Regions from separate parts of the Homo sapiens genome. Here region 2 is linked to region 1. Evidence: chromatin loops called from intact Hi-C (ENCODE). Cell type or tissue: Calu3. All regions are shown on one strand. Each heading gives the region's core, and the rest is flanking DNA. Links, peaks and the distances in the headings are about the cores only.

Region 1 (8,346 bases), core at 147-8,146:
ATATACCACACACTGTGATTTATCCTTTAAGCATTTCACATATTTTGATCATTACAACCATGCTGTGTGGTAAATTGAACCATTCCCTGTTTAATAGCAGTTGAAACCCAGTTGCAGAGATTAAGTAACATACTTGTGATTATATAATGAGTAATAGAGAAGCCAAGATTTGAACCCAGATATGTTTGATTTCAGTGGTTATGTTCTGAATCATTAGATTATACTACTTCTAGCAGAGCCCCTTTATCAAGTGTTGGGAGCTGGGACTAAGGCTTATGTTACAGATCATGTGTTGGTGAGTCTCAGCTTGTAGTAATGTACTTCTCCTTGCTGGTTATTTTGATAACCAGTTACTCTACATATGTCCTCAGTATTTCCAGAAAGAAAGGACAGATGGTTTTCAAAGGGAGCATGCCTCTGATAAGCTAATGATATTGTTACCTCTGAGGGAATTTGTTTTGGATGTATGTATCTGAATCTATAGGAAGGAGTCAGATTGCAGTTGGAGAGAAGGGATTAAGGTGGGATTTGATTGATTTTAAGTGGCCTCAAGCATACATGTGAGAACGAAAGAGGCAAACCATGGTCCACGTTACTTGGAAAACCTCTGTCTGGATAAAATATTAGATTGGGGATTTTGGAAGGCTTCTTCTATTTGTCTAGATATGTTCTTGTTTTTGTTGTTGTTTTTGTTTTTGAATAAGGGCTCTAGAATAGCCTTGTTTACCTCCCCAAACAGCAGGACACATTATTGAAGTGACATGAGAGGGTCTGTGTCAGTGTTAGGATCATTGTGCATTCTCTGGGCCAGCAGAGGGAGCTCTGTATTAAGTTAATGGGTTATAATCGTGTTCCCATTTGAGTTCACAAATCCCCTTTATATAAAAGTAGCCTTTATGCTAGAACAAGACCATTACTTATTCATTCTTAAGTGTATTTTAAGTAACCGCAGTGACACTAGGGCAATGTCTTTATTTTATTTAGTTGGGAGATTGGATACCTCATACTTGGCAAAGTTCAAATAAGAAGTCAGCCAAAACATCTCAAAATAGTCACTTTTTCTCTCCCTTCCCAGATTTCTCAGTGGACTTGACACAATTGGTGTTCTTTTTCTGTAGCATGGTACCATGCATATAGTTTTTAAACTGTAATCAGCTAAAATGGCCTTACTTGAATAACTGAATAAATTTTTTAAAAAACCTAATAATTCTTGTGTAGAACTGATTTGAAAGTTCTTGTGTAGAACATACATATATATATATATATATATATTTTTTTTTTTTTTTTTAAGTCAAGTTGTTGGGAGCCAGGACTAAGGCTTATGTTACAGTAAATAACAGTAAAAATATATATATTCCTGATATAGATCAGGAATTTGTTTTTGTTTACAATATGAGCTCTAGTAGTCTGTTTTATTTTTCCATCTGAAAGACTTGCTTCCTCCCTCTATCCAGGTCTTTGATCCTGTCACCTTCTCAGTCCTTCTTTGACTATTTGTCTGCAATAGATTTCCCATCCCCTTATTTTTCTTTTCATCACAGATTACTTCTTGAAATTTATATCACTCTTCTCCGATACAAATTTTTTTTTTTTTTTGAGATGGAGTCTTGCTCTGTCACCAGGCTAGAGTGCAGTGGCGCGATCTCAGCTCACTGCAACCTCTGCCTCCTGGGTTCAAGCAATTCCCCTGTCTCAACTTCCCAAGTAACTGGGACTACAGGCACGCACCACCACACCTGGCTAATGGTTTGTATTTTAGTAGAGATAGGGTTTCACTGTTTTGGCCAGGATGGTCTCGATCTCCTGACCTCGTGATCCGTCCACCTCAGCCTCCCAAAGTGCTGGGATTACAGGCGTGAGCCACTGCACCCGGCCTCTCCCATATAAATTTTAGGATCAGTATATCAAATTTTATAAAATACTACTGGAATTTTGACTTAATTGCATTGGATACACAGATTAATTAGGCAGAATTGCCATCTCTGTGTTAATTCTTTCTATGCATGAACATGGTTTATCTTTCAATCTGTTTGGTCTATCTTTTATATTCTTAGATAATTTTATAATTGTACCAACAAAGATGTTTTAGAGCTTTTTGTTAAATCTATTTTTAGATACTTATTTGTTGCTATTACAAATGGCATAGTTTAAAAAACTTTTGTTTCTAACATTTTTCTTCTATAGACAACTACTGTAGATATTTATGGACTGTTTTATTCATTGTAACAGGTTTTATGGAGATTGCCTTTTTAAAAAAATGGAGACAGTCTTATTGTCTATGAATTATGATTATAGTTTTTCCTTTTGATCTTTATATATAATCTTCTTCTTCTTCTTCTTCTTTTTTTTTTTTTTGAGGCACTGTCTCACTCTGGAATGCAGTGGCGCGATCCTAGCTCACTGCAGCCTTGAATTCCTGGGGCCAAGCAATCCTCCTGCCTCAGCCACCTGAGTAGCTGGGACCACAGGCATGTGCCACCACACCTGTGATTTTTTTTTTTTTTTTTTTTTTTTTTTTTTTATAGAGATGGGATCTCCCTGTGTTGCCCAGGCTGGTCTGGAACTCCTGGGTGCAGGTAATCCTCCTTCCTCAACCTCCCAAAGTACTGGGATTACAAGTGTGAACCACCAAGCCTGGCCAAGGTTTTTTTCTTATTAAGACCTCCAATACAGTGTTGCATAGTAGAGCTGGTAGTGGACATTCTTGTCTTGTTGCTCACTTTAAAGAAAATTCTTGGGATTTTTTACCATGGAGTCTGATTTTGCAGCAGAATTTGGTCGATACCCCTTAACAGGCTAAATAAGTTTTGGTTTATTTTTAGTTTAAGAGGTTTTATTTAAAAAAAATTCTTTAATTAATGTTGTTTTGTCTTTTTTTAATTTGAATAGTTAGCTTTTTAATTTTCTTGCTTACTAATACATTTAATCAACATTGTAACTTTTTCTCTTAGTTCTGTTTTAGCTGTATTCCATACATTTTCATATGTGGTATATTGTAAATATTTTTTTCCAGTGTGTAGTGCTTGTGCTATACACATTTATTTTTTAACCCATGAGTTATTCGGAAGTGTTTTTTAATAGCAAATGTATGATTTTTAAAAACTGCTTATTTAAAATTTTTAATTTATAGAATTGTGGTTGAAGAGTGTGGTCTGTTATATCAATTCTTTGTTATTTTTTGAGACATTGTGGCCTAACATGTTATTAATTTTCATTAAATGTGCTTTGTGTGTCTTAAAAATAATGTATTTTCTAATTGTTTGGTGCAGGAATCTGTAATTAGCAATCAGTTGCTAATTGTCTTTCATTTGTCTATCTTTACCAATTTTTGATACTTGATCTTTTAGCTTCTGGAGATTTGTTAAAATTGTTAAATTGTTAAAATTGTCACTGTGTGGTTGTGGGTTTTGTTAATTTTGGTATTACTCACATATGTCATCCAAAATAATATACTGGTGGCACTGAATACAATTGGTAGTACTGTGAAAATGATGGAATTTTTTGCATATTTTCTCTTTTATATTAAATTATATATTTTCTCTTTCTTTTATCTTAATATGCAGAAGAATAGTTTCACCATTATCCGTTTTCAAGCAACCATTTTTTTAAAGCAGAAGAATTTCTTCTGTTTTATTTGATCATTATGAAATAGGGTGTTAATATTTAGAGCTAAAATGAAAACGGTCCAGGATGTGGTGGCTCATGCCTGTAATCTCAGCACTTTGGGAGGCCGAGGTGGGTGGATCACTTGAGGTCAGGAGTTCGAGACCAGCCTGACCAGCATGGCGAAACCCCATCTCTACTAAAAATACAAAAAATCAGCTGGGTGTAGTGGGGCGTGCCTGTAATCCCAGCTACTAAGGAAGCTGGGGAAGGAGAATCTCTTGAAACCGGGAGGCGGAGATTGCAGTGGGCCAAGATCGTACCACTACACTCCAGCCTGGGTGACAGAGCAAGACTGTCTCAAAATAAAATAAAATAAAATAAAATGGAAAGGATTAATTTTATACTTGATGTAGAAAGAATCCAAGCTTTCACAACATTATTAAATATTTAAAAAGTATATATTTGAAAGCAAAAAAATATTTTTTTTTTAGTGGCAAAGATAACAAAAACATTTTGGAGCAACTGAAGTAGCTTGATTTGCACAGACTTGTAGTTTAGCAGTTAAATGCTTTTGCCCCTCATGAGGAAATGACAAGCCAAAGGATGGCCACTTGCAGTAACATGTACTCATCCACTAAAGATTTGACATGCGGCGGTTCTTCCTCTCAGGATTCATTGGCGATAATGTCATGGTTTTCTTGTCCTTACCACATTCCCAAGAGATGCATAGCCCTGGTCACCCCTCCTCATCTCCAGGCTTAATAGGTCAATGGGAGGCAGAACTTGGACTACTAATTGAAAGAATGTTTCCCCTGACCAAGCCTTCAAATTAGATTCAGTGAATTGAAGGGAGTGAGATGATGATTCCTCTTTAAAACTTGTACTTAGTGCATAAGATTCTAATTTTTCTCCCAGAGCAACAGCCACATTAATCTCTTTGAAACAGAATTTTAAAGCATAATGACATAATTAAGTTAGGGCAACTAAGAGACATGTTTTAGTTAAATTACTGAGATAGTATTTTGTGGTAAAAACATTATGTGTTTATAGTTCCTCAGAAAGTCCTAAGTTTCATGAAGGCACCTATTGTTGCTGTGAGTTTCCTCATGTTGAAATCAGGTGAAAGGCTAGGCTGTTGTCAAAATGATTTTACTTCAACACCGTCCATCAGATACTGATTTCAGAGCTGCATAAGATAGGAATTCTTGACTCAGAGCCTATTTTCTTTCCATCTGCAGTTTGAAAGGGGTTGTTAGAACATTGTCTCCCTTGTGTGTTATCTGTCTTATTCTCACTGACTCAGATTATGGCATTTGCAAGTACAGTAATTAGGACATAAAGTACTGCAAGTATTTTAACACTTCTTTTACCACGGTAGCCTTACTGTCCAATTTCTGATCCCTTCAGGATTTAAACATCTATCATCAGAGTATTGTGTTGGTGTATGCTTGCCACTCACAGTCAGCATCACATGAGAGTTTCAGACAGCATTAGTCCAGTTATGCACCCCAAAACTAAAGCTGAAAACATTTGATTTTGTTGGAACCCTATCTCTGAGTAAGGGCAAGAGAAGGACAAAGGAGTAGTGGAGTGAACATTGATTTTTAGCATCAGTCTTTGGCTTGAAACTTTGCTCAGGGTCTTACAGACTACGTCACCTTGGTCAGGTTCTTTCTTTTTTGATCCTCAGTTTCCTTGTCTGAAAAAATGGGGCACCAAAGTTCCTATTTTGTAGTTTTGTCAAGATGATATGAGATTGTATGTGTAAAATATTTAATGTGTAAATGCTCAAAAATGGTAGGTATTATAGTAAGTCTTTTAATGTATGAGAGTGTTTTTTTCATTGGACGTAAACATTTCTTCAACAGTGCTACTTTTCTTCTTCCTAATTCCTTTTCTCTTGATACTAACTTTTTACTAACTTTTAGTTTTTGCTCTTGGTATTGATGATGTTTTGTAGGTGCCACCCCAGGAATGCCTGAGTGCTGGCATGAACATGGTTGAGCTAAGGGAAGGTCACTTGTCAGTTTCAGTAACATTTTACCATTGTGCCGAGAAGAGAGAGGGAGGCTCTGTGTGGTTTGTGTCTGTGTGTGTCTGTGTTTTAAATTCCTTGGCAATAAGATGATACATGTTTTGAGAATCTATTAAATAGCCCAGAATACAAGGTGACGGATTTTTAAGAGGGCCAGACTTTAGATACACATGAGCCTTCTTTTGTAAAGTTTCAGCCTCTTATCTTAATACAGTGGAATTTATTACCGACTGGATTTTTTTTCCACCCCCGAAAGATAACCACTGTGGTTCACTGTGCATTTTATCAGTAGCTCCCTCGTGGGTGAGATTTACAATAGAAGAGCAGACATCTTGGTACTTAGGTTTTTCTCACAGTTTCAAAAATAATTCAAGGTTGTCCTGCCAGAGTGGAGACTAAATCCTAATTGTTTGTGCAGTTTTTCTTATTGTATCCAGATGTTGGGCCCCCTTTTATCTTTGGAAACCATTAGCATTCTTGATTCTTTTGGAATGAGCCAAAAAGCACAGAACTCCTGATGCCTGAAAATTCATTCAGAACACCCTGCCAGACCACATTTTAGGATATGAAAGTACCAGATCTCAGTATAACTTGAGTGAAGGGCTCAAGGCCTATATATTTTGAAAGATAGCTACTCCAGTATAGTTATATTGGTAAAAGGAGAGCCAAGAACAGCCATGAGGGAAATACATTTTTCAAGAGAGGGCAGTAGCATAATGGTAATGAAGAACATAGGAAAGTGAATCACAAACAATATACTTTGGTCCTTAAGCCTAAGAGGCAGATAAATCTTTCTTCATCAGTTAGTGGAATATATTATTTCTCTGTTGCTCTAAGCTTGCTGTTCTGACCTTCTTTTGTTCAGCAAGAAAATGGAGATACATTTTTAAATATCAATTTAAGTGGATCTATAAAGAAAAAGCAGATGATTCTTTTCAAATGTTTATGCTCTATAAATATCAATTTGGAATCAGTATTTGTTTATAATGAATATTTAATACCAACCAAGAAGCATTTATTAAATAGTCACTATGTGTCATTAACATGTAGAGTATGAAAACCAAATGAGGCATTCACTGCTTTCAGTAACTTATATATTAAAAGGGGAAGATGACATTTGTCATTATCATTATCTAATACTTATGGCATGTGTACTGTTCTAATTGTTCTAATTCCTTATGTGTATAGAGCATTACTCTAGGCGCTTCAAATAATAGTATTTGATAATGATGCGACGTAGGAGAAAGGACTTCTACATATGAAGGTAATAATATACTAAGACAAATGCTAGGTAAGTGGTACAGGAAAGCGTTAAAGGATTTGTGAAAAGGAAGGCAATGACTCAGATATGCAGGAAGGCTGGGGAAGGATGTTACAGGCAGGTGCAAAGTCAGAAAGGTAGAAATGTGTTTTCATTATTCAGGTTGGCCGAAGCAGATGTGGGTGTTGACTGGATTTTGGAAGACTTTGAATTTGAAAGTAAGGAGTTTGAACCTGATTCTCTTGTTAATAGGGTATCTGAAGACACTTTGACTAGGAAAGTGATAAAATGGAGTTTCAAAAGACTGTAAAAGGTGAGACCAATTAGGAAATTCTTGCAAGAACCAAGATGTGGACCATTCTCACCTGTGAACATTTTTTATCTTTTTAGATGTGCTGCCACTATTGCTCTAGTTAGTAATCCTTTGAATTTTGGATTTAGCTCTCTTTGAATTTATATATTTCAGTTCACCAGAATTAAAACAGCTAGAGCACCATTGCCCAGAAATTAAGTCCATTCATATAGAGGCAGTTACTGAAACTGCTTAACTGGAAGAGTTATTCTGGGCTCCAGGGAACCTTATAACTTATGATTCCAGCAATTCTTAGTGGTTTCAAAGGACATTCAAAGGAATATTTATGGCTGTACACAGCTACTTGGATAGTAACCAGTGTAATTAAATGAGCTGATACATGTAAAGCACTTAGGTGCCTGGTAACAAAAACAAAACCCAAAACCACACACTCATAACAAATGTTAGAAAAAAACAAACCCTGTGATAAGAATTGCACATTAAGGCATACTATTCCAAGCCAGAGGAAAACATTTGCAGGATTACCAGAGTTGTTGTTGTTGTTGTTGTTGTTGTTTTTCCTGCAAACATTCATGCATGAAACAGAGAAAAAAAATCAGGCTCTGCCCAGTTCTCTGGTTTGCACAGAATTAATTACAATTTAAGTAGAAAAGAGTCATTGTAGGAATTAAGGAAACAGTAGGTTGACCATATTGGTTTACTTAGTGACAGTCTGGAAAATGAAGGTTTGAAATTGAAGGTCATGAAGTTTAAGGTCTAGTAGATGGTCATTCCAATGGAACAGTGGGCTTCAGTCTTTGGTCAAGGTCCTTCCCAGTTATGACTACCTAGACATTATGTTGTAGTTCATATGAATCCAGAAATAAGAGCAAATAGTTAAGGAAAGGTGTCTTGCTGCTTAAAAAAAATTGAGTTACTGACATATAATTTACACACCATACAATTTGTTCATTTAAAGTGTACAGTTTAATGGTTTTTAGTTTATTCACAGAGTTGTGCAACCATCACCACAATCTAATTTTTAAAATTCTATCTAATTTTTAAAGTTCTACTTTTTTTTTTTTTTTTTAATTTGGAGACAGGATCTTGGTCTGTTGCCCAGGCTGAAGTGCAGTGGCATGAGCATAGCTT
Region 2 (8,346 bases), core at 214-8,213, 56 kb after region 1:
TCTTTTGAAACTAATGGTGTGGTACTTACTTAATCCACACAAGTTATGATTTGATTGTCATCTTCTTTGATTTTTCTGCTTGGCTTTCTGTCATCTGATGAGAGATTACTGCATTACCTGAGAATCTCATCTTATTAGAGTCACCTCTACCTAAACTAGAATCCATTCCTAAATAGTAACATACTCGCATCAAGAAAGAGTAAGTATCCTCGGTACTAAATTAGTGCTCTAGATGCCTTTGTACATTTTTTTTGTTGCACTTTTCCGGACTTTCTAGTGGCCAGTGTTGAGGTATGGGATGGTATGATGGTGGCTTCATTCAACTTTTTAGCTTCTATCGAGCTTCCCTGTCATCTTGCTAAATTCCAAAGGTGTGTTCTTTCCTCATTCTTGGTCACAACAAAACATCACCTGAGACGGGATCAGTCTGACTCGCCCAACCAGAAGGGATGATGTGTTTGAGAAATCCTGTTTGTGACACTGGAGGAAGAATTGTGACTGTTCATATATGATACATATGGAATTGAAACTTGTCCTTAAAAGCTCTGGCAGGTCTCTCTTTGATGGTTTTTAGGGACAATAGACTTTTGAGGTGAGAGTTTGTAGTGGCAGAGGAGCAGAACTTTGAAATAGGCCTAAACCCTGTACTTTGGATATGGGCCAGACCCATTTGTGTTCCCTATGGGGCTGGTTGACAAGGGAAGAGGAAGCTCTACTATACATTCTCATGTGTTTAGTGTAGCTTAACTCTGCTGATTCAAGATGGGCTAATTGTCAGTGTAATTCCTTTGAATTATCTCTGTGATGAAGTATCAGCTGGAGCTTGCCAGTGGCACTCTGGGCCAATTATGCAGCCGACTTTGAAAAATGGTATGATTCAGAATGTCAGAGTTGCTAAGGTGATTTATGAAGAAATCAGTTCCCATCAGCCTTCATTATTCATAGAGATGCTGGGAATCAGGACTTTGCAGTGACCTGGCCCAGAGGAAATAAACCAGGTGGGTATGATTTAGGGTTTCTCACATAGAGTTCAATAGAGGTGCCTCTGTGTATGTGGTATGTGTCCTGTACCGTGTTGTGAGCTCATCTTAGAGCAACAGCAGCTATTATTTACATTACATACTTCCTCCATTTCCCAAAAAAGGATATAAGGTGGTAGCCTTCACTTACCCACTTTCTTTCTGGTGGATGCATGACATTATGTTATATACCTTACCAATACCTCCAAACCTCACAACCGCTGTTGTAGAACGAATAATGTCCTCCATTGAAAAATGAGAAAATTGAGGCACATATTAGATGATTTATGCAAAGGCATCCAACTACCAAGGGCAGAACTCGTATAGAACCCGGTCCATCTGACTTAACACCAGTGCTCTTGCCCCTAACCTGAGCTGCTTCTCTGACAGGTGTATTGCCCTTTATATTCATGTTGCCCAGCAGTGTTCCTGGCCTAGCGTAGCTGCCAATAAAATTGATTGATTTGATTTGAATCATATTCAGCACCCTGGAGTCACTGCACGTCAGCAGCAGCACCATGTGTGTAGTAGGCACTTGGTGCCTACTACAAAAGGCACAAAAGCAGCAAAGTAGATAGCATACCCATTTTACAGATGAGAAAACGGAATCTCAGAGAGGACAAGTAACTTGCCTAAAGTCACCCGTTACCACTAGTGGCATTTCTGAATGTGAGGGCCATCTGATGTATCTAATATCAGCTAAATTCATAATTCTTCCAGTCTTCCACATTTTTCACAAACACACTCCCATTTCCAGAAACCCTTCATGTTTCTTCCAGTTGCTTGTTGTCTCTTCTAATTCCTTGTTGTATCACTTAAATTATTTTCCCACTCTTATCCTCAGTGACCTCATCTCTAAAAGGAGGATAATGATGATACCTACCTTACAGATGGATTAAATAAAATAGTGCAGACAAAATGTTGAGTTCAGCATTTAACAGATGCAAATGGTGAAGTAATTAACATACTTCTTCCATATCTATGTGTAGAATCCAACAGTAACACAGCATTTGTATCCTGCTAACAGAGTGAGGCTGAACTTTAAACTAAAAATATGTCTACTTTAAGATACAACACATTTCCAGAGATCACATCTTTTAAGAGAAATCTCATCTGCACAAATGTTGTTGCTTTTACTTATTCAGACATCCTTTGGCAGACATCAGACCTCATCAGACTGGGTAAAGGCGATGGTGAGGGAATTCTAGGTGTTAGACAATAGTGAGTGAGTTCCCATAAGACATTAGTACTGTCAGGCTCGGAGCCCGTCCTCTTCCTTTACCCAAGACTGATGTGTTGCTTAGCCTTATGATGGCAAGGAAATTCTAAATAACCATGATTAAGAGGCTTATTTTAGTTTCTCCTTCCACTGTGATCTCTCCCAGAAAGAGACTCAGAAATCCTTATACTTGGTCTGATCTCTTCAGCAAAACCCACCTTCAGTAGCAAGCCTGTGGCTCTAGGGTTGGCCCTTATTTTGTCTTGTCCAGCAGGATGGTGTCTCTTATTCTTTTGATGATCTCATTCTTTCCAAAGTGTATTTCTTATAACAGAAGTTCTTTTTTGTTTGAATAAACAGTTTAAATGGACATGCCTTTAGAGATAACTTAGCCAGGACTGGAGCCCTGCTTCTTATCAGACATTACAAAACACAGACATTCTCATTAAGTGAACAGAGATTTCCTTTGATTTCAAAAGAATGTTAAGGGGAATTACTTTTAAGTTTAAAAGCTCCTTGAGGGCAGAACGCACTTCTTATTCTACACTGACTCTTCTTAGCACCCATCCAGAACCTTGTTGCATATGATGATGCCCCATGTAAGCTTGCTTCATTGGTTTCAGTGGCTTTTGTTCTTAGTTGACTAGAAATGAAGGATAATTTATTCATTTCTTCAACCAGTATTACGTTTAGCATAGTAAACAAGACAAGGTCAATCCCTTACAGAACTTATATCCTAGTAAGAGAGACAAGTAAAAGAAAATAAATAAAAATAATTACAAGGTACATAATTGTTTTGAAGAAAACAAGAGTCTGAGATAGAGGATAATGGAGAGGAGGCAGTCTTTCTAGATAAGATGGTCAGAAAAGGCTTGCCTGCATCCTCTGAGGAGTTGACATCTAAACTAAAACCTGTAGGTTAAGGAAGAACAGGGCATGAACCATGCAGGCAGAAGATTCATTAACTCTGTAGGCCACTGAGGCTGGAAAAAGTATGGCCTGTTTGAGGATCTGAAATAAAGTGTAGCTGTAGGGTCCTGAGCAAAAGAGGGAGTAATAGATTATGAAGTTGGAGGGGAGGCAGGGGCCAGCCATATGAGGCCCATGTAGCCACTCATGAGTTGGATTTTATTCTCAGTGCAATAGGAAAGAAACCTAAGGGTGAGGTGATTGGATTCATTTCTGTGTTTTTAATTATGTTTGTTGCTGTGAGATGATGGCAGCCTGGACCAAGGTAGATGGAGATGGAAAAAAGTGGTTGGGTTTGAGTTATACCAATATTTCAGGGACAAAATTGATAGGACTGCTAAAGGATTGGATGTTGGCAGGAGGCGGGGGTGAGGGAAAAGGAAGGATCAGGGATGATTTTGAGCAAATGGAAGAATGATGATACCATTCCTGAGATGGGGAAGACTGGGGAGTAAGGAGACAAGATTTGGGGATGAGGAAGGGATGTGACTCAAGAGTTTTGCTTTGGATGTGTTAAGCTGCAGATTCTATTAGCGTGGTGGCTCACACCTGTAATCCCAGCACTTTGGGAGGCCAAGGTGGGCAGATCACCTGAGGTCAGGAGTTTGAGACCAGCCTGGCCAACATGGCGAAACCCTGTCTCTACTAAAAATACAAAAATCTAGCCGAGCGCAGGTGGCAGGCGCCTGTAATCCCAGCTACTTGGGAGGCTGAGGCAGGAGAATCGCTTGAACCCAGGAGGCAGAGGTTGCAGTGAGCTGAGATCTTGCTGCTGCACTTGCCTGGGGGACAGAGCCAGACTCCGTCTCAAAAAAAAAAAAAAAAAAATCAGATCTCATCAGGCTTACTATCATTAGAATAGCATGGGAAAGACCTGACCATGCTATTTAATTACCAAGATTTAATTACTTTCCACTGGATCCGTCCCATAACATGTTGGAATTGTGGGAGCTACCATTCAAGATGAGATTTGGGTGGGGACACAGCCAAACCATATCACAGATTTTTCACGAGATAATCAGGGACTGAAATATCCAGTGGGAGCTGATCTGGATGTGCGAGTATGGAGTATGGGTATCACAGAATAGAGAGGATATTCACATCCTATGGGATAGATGAGGTACTGAATGGGTGATATTTCCCATACCTCGTGAAAACAGCTCAAGCTACTTACATGGCTGGATTGAGAATTTGCTGCTTCAAGATTCTGGCTGTAGCAAAACTGTAGAATCACAGTTATTTTACTGCAAGATATTCATTTGAAATGTATTTATGCCACCAAGGACCAGGAAGGTGAAATGCTACACTTGGCGCCATGAAACTATTGTCTGAGCTTGTTTTTCGGAAAAATCCATATCTGGATGATATGACTGAGTCATCAGCAGTGCCTGGCTGGCTGTGTTGTAATAGGTCAGATGTAACTTAAGCCCCAAAGTTCTTAGGACAGCCATAAATTAGTCTGAAGGTGGCTGAGATAAGGCAAGGGTGCTTGTTGCCTCCAGATTAGAATCAAGGGCAACAAAACTGCCTAGAAATTGGAAACCCAGGAGAAGCTTTAGGCTAGAGACAGGCAGCAATACTTTGTGAGAATTTTACTAACAGAAAAATAAGGAAGATACAGAATCATGTTTATCAAACTTGAGGATTTATAAGAAATACCTGTATAGCTTCTTTATTTTAGTTTATTTTTATTATTATTTATTTATTTTTGAGACAAGGTCTTGCTCTGTTGCCCAGGCTGGAGTGCAGTGGCTCAGTCACAGCTCACTGCAGCCTTGGAGTGGGCTCAAGCGATCCTCCCATCTCAGCATCCTAAGTATCTGGGACTATAGGTGTGCACCACCACACCTGGCTAATTTTTTTTCCCCCGTAGAGATGGGATTTCACTATTTGCCCAGGCTGGTCTGGAGTTCCTGGGCTCAAGCAATCCTCCCACCTTGGTCTCCCAGAGTGCTGGGATTCAGGCATGAGCTACCATGCCCAGCGTGAATACCTTCTTCAAAATGCAAAATCCTGTACCTCACCTCCCAGGGAGTCTTATTAAGTAGCTTTGGACTGGGGCTCAGGAATCTGTGTTTTTAGCAAGTGATTCTGATACAGGTGATCCATAGGTCATACACTGAGAAACATTGAGTCTGGAAAGACTTCTGAGATCATCTAGTCAGCCCTGTCTTACAAATGGGGAAATTAAGGTCTGAGGAGGAGAACGGGCTTGCCCAAAGTTGCAGAATAAGTTGCAAAGTCAGTGCAGCTCCACTAACTTATATGTCTTCATTTTGCAATTTATTCTTCATCCTAGTGGCTAGATGAAAAGCAAGTCTACCCTCCTAATTCCCAGCTCCCCTTCTTTCACACTATTTTTTATTTTCTTTTTTCCAGAGCACCTTCTAATATAAAAATAATTTACTAATTTACTGTGTTTATTGCTATTTTCCTTGCTTCATTAAAATGTAAGCTTCACAAGGGCACTGCTTTTTGTTTGTTTGTTTGTTTTCATTAAAGTAGCCTATGTGCCTCGAATAGCACCTGACCCATAGTAGGTGTTCAATGAGTATTTATAAATGGATGGGTGAAAAATATTTTGTTAAACTGTACATAAGTTAACAGGTATTATGTACCAGCCCTTAGGCATTAGCATGAAATAGAGTAGAATATTTTCTTTTTCACATGTTTGATTCTAGCTTGAATTAGAGGTTACAGAAACAGCTTATTTATGGAAGATTAATTAGAGACTTACCAATCATATGTACAATAATAATAAGAATAACAATAGCAACAATAACAACAGTGATAACATCCATTTGTGGAATATTTACTATCTGCCCAACACATACTATATGAAGTTCTGAGCTAAGACCATCAGACCATTATCTCATGTAAGTCTTAGTACCGCCCCAGGGTGGAGGAACAAAATAGTATTGTCTGTTTTCCAAAGGAGGAAACCGAGGCTCAAGAGGTGAAATTACTGTTTAAGGTTACATAGCCAGTACAGATTTAGGACCTGTGATCCCAAAGATTACATTCTTAACTACCAGTTACATTCAGTAGTAGGCTTGGGGAATTCTCTCTTTGCAGAAGGAATTGAAAATGCCAAAGACTAGGCAAGCATTGCTATTAGGGGTGTCCTTGGGCCAAGAACACCAACCTCTAAGGTAGTATAAAACCACAGGCTGGAAAGATGCATTTTTTTTTTCAGCCCGACTTTCCAGCATTTACCCACACTCTCAAGTCTTCCATTCTCACATTACAAAGAACCTTTCGTCTTGAACTATTAGGGTTTTCTCACTTCTCAGACACCCTCCCTGAAGCAGGCCAAGGAAAATTCCTGTGGTGACAGGCCATTTCTAGGGAGGCCACTGTAGCACTTCACACTTGCTCTCACCCCACCCACTCAAGGAAGGGTAGACAGACAGAGGGCCCTTTACCCAGCTCCTATACTACTTTCCTGTGGAGACCTCAGGAAAGGGCCGAGGATCATGATTTTCTAAATGTGGGCACAACAGACCTCTTGTAAGACTTTGAGTTCTTGAAACACTGTACCTATTAAACTGGTTGTGAGCACACAGAATAAAGTATCACCACCCACTGTGGATAATGTCAGCATTCATTCCCACCCCTGACAGCCAATATTGGCCAGGCTTGGAATCACTGAACACACATGGCAGCAGAGTCCCTTGCCCCATAGCTGCAGACACAGGTTGAACACTGGTGTATCCCTGGGCTTTTATGAAGAGAGAGGCTTATAACACCCATTGCCATCTTTACACACACAGTGCAGCAGGTACTGTGCTGAGAACTTTACAGCCGTGATCTTATTTAATTCTTACAATACATGTGATGAGACACTGCTGTCTGACTTCTGTAGATGGGGAAGGCCTGGAGAGATTGGTAACTTGACAGAGTCTCATGGCATCTGCAACAGGCAGAACCACATTTTAAACAAAGGTTGAGTTACTTCTAAAACCTGTGCTTTGCTAGTCTTCTGTTCTGCAACACTGGTTAAGAGCATAGACTCTAGAGCCATGCTGCCTGGGTTTGAGTCTTGATTCTGCCACTTACTAGTTGGGAGACATTGGGCAGGTTACTTAGCTACCCTCCTCCTTGGGCTGTTCATCTGTAACATAGGGATAATAATGTCCTTGTAGCATGGGTTGCTCTGAGGATTAAAGGAATCCATATATGTAAAGCACTCAGTGTCTGGTGCATAGAAAACACTAAATGCCAGCCATTATTATTAATTTATATATCAACTCATTGTTTTTCTTTGGATGATAGAAACTTAATCTCAGAAGTTTGAGGTTTTTCTAACTACCCACCCTTACCCCAACCCCTGCCAAGGGTTGCGTCTGTATTCCCAAGGGGCTTAGACTGTTACCTGGTATATAGTAGCCTCAAGTAAATGCTGGTGATGATAATAGGGCAGTGCCAAGACATTGGGGGTGTGGGAAGGCAGGGTTAGGGGATGGCATCTGCGCCTCATCAGCATCGATCCTCCATGGTGTCGTATCCTGAAAGTGGGAAAGGCGCTGTCCAGATAGACGCTTATCTCGTAGACAGAACAAGAACGGGGAGGCAACCATTATTTCACATACAGCAAGTTACTGTTATTTTAATGCCCTAACAATGAATCTATATTTAATTAACTTAAAAGATAGGGGAGGTGAGAGTATTATTCACTAAGTTCTTGGTCAAGGCACATTAAATCAAAGCGGTTAGCACTTAGATCTCTTCCAGGGATAAATTATCTCAGACAAGCTTCAAGGTATGCCATGCTTTGGAATGAATTGTCACTTTCCAACCACCACCACTCAACCTGTGATCTGACCACAGTGTCTTCCTCCTGTCTCCCTTCCCTCTGGGTGCCTGGGAAGGCTGGGCTTCTGCACTGTTCTGCCACTGACTTAAGCTTTGTCGTGACTATACCTTCCACTTCTCTTCTAGCTTAAGAGTTGGACAGTGGAGGACCTTCAGAAGAGGCTCTTGGCCCTGGACCCCATGATGGAGCAGGAGATTGAAGAGATCCGGCAGAAGTACCAGTCCAAGCGGCAGCCCATCCTGGATGCCATAGAGGCTAAGAAGAGACGGCAACAAAACTTCTGAGCAAGGCCAGGCTGTGAGGGCCCCAGCTCCACCCAGGCT

Evidence for each region. Peaks named below come from ENCODE experiments on the same cell type or tissue, not always from the same donor. Only the 100,000 strongest peaks of a DNase experiment are listed, where the experiment ranks them.
Region 2: a loop joins it to region 1, with 4 times the contacts of the local background. A loop is called at or near these places in 2 of 110 quality-filtered maps.

Annotation. Positions count from the first base shown.
Region 1 is chr20:45,010,459-45,018,804 of GRCh38, forward strand. All of the region lies in intron 9 of STK4 (serine/threonine kinase 4), which reads left to right. Among named protein-coding and RNA genes, the nearest start is that of STK4, 48 kb to the left of the region's middle. In Calu3, for the core only: a CTCF peak has its summit at 799 (motif pointing right); DNase peaks (open chromatin) are centred at 813 and 2,433.
Region 2 is chr20:45,066,870-45,075,215 of GRCh38, forward strand. STK4 (serine/threonine kinase 4) reads left to right here. Exons shown (of 11, transcript NM_006282.5): 11 at 8,149-8,346. The coding sequence ends at 8,307. Among named protein-coding and RNA genes, the nearest start is that of KCNS1, 30 kb to the right of the region's middle. In Calu3, for the core only: no CTCF peak of the experiment used is centred there; a DNase peak (open chromatin) is centred at 4,602.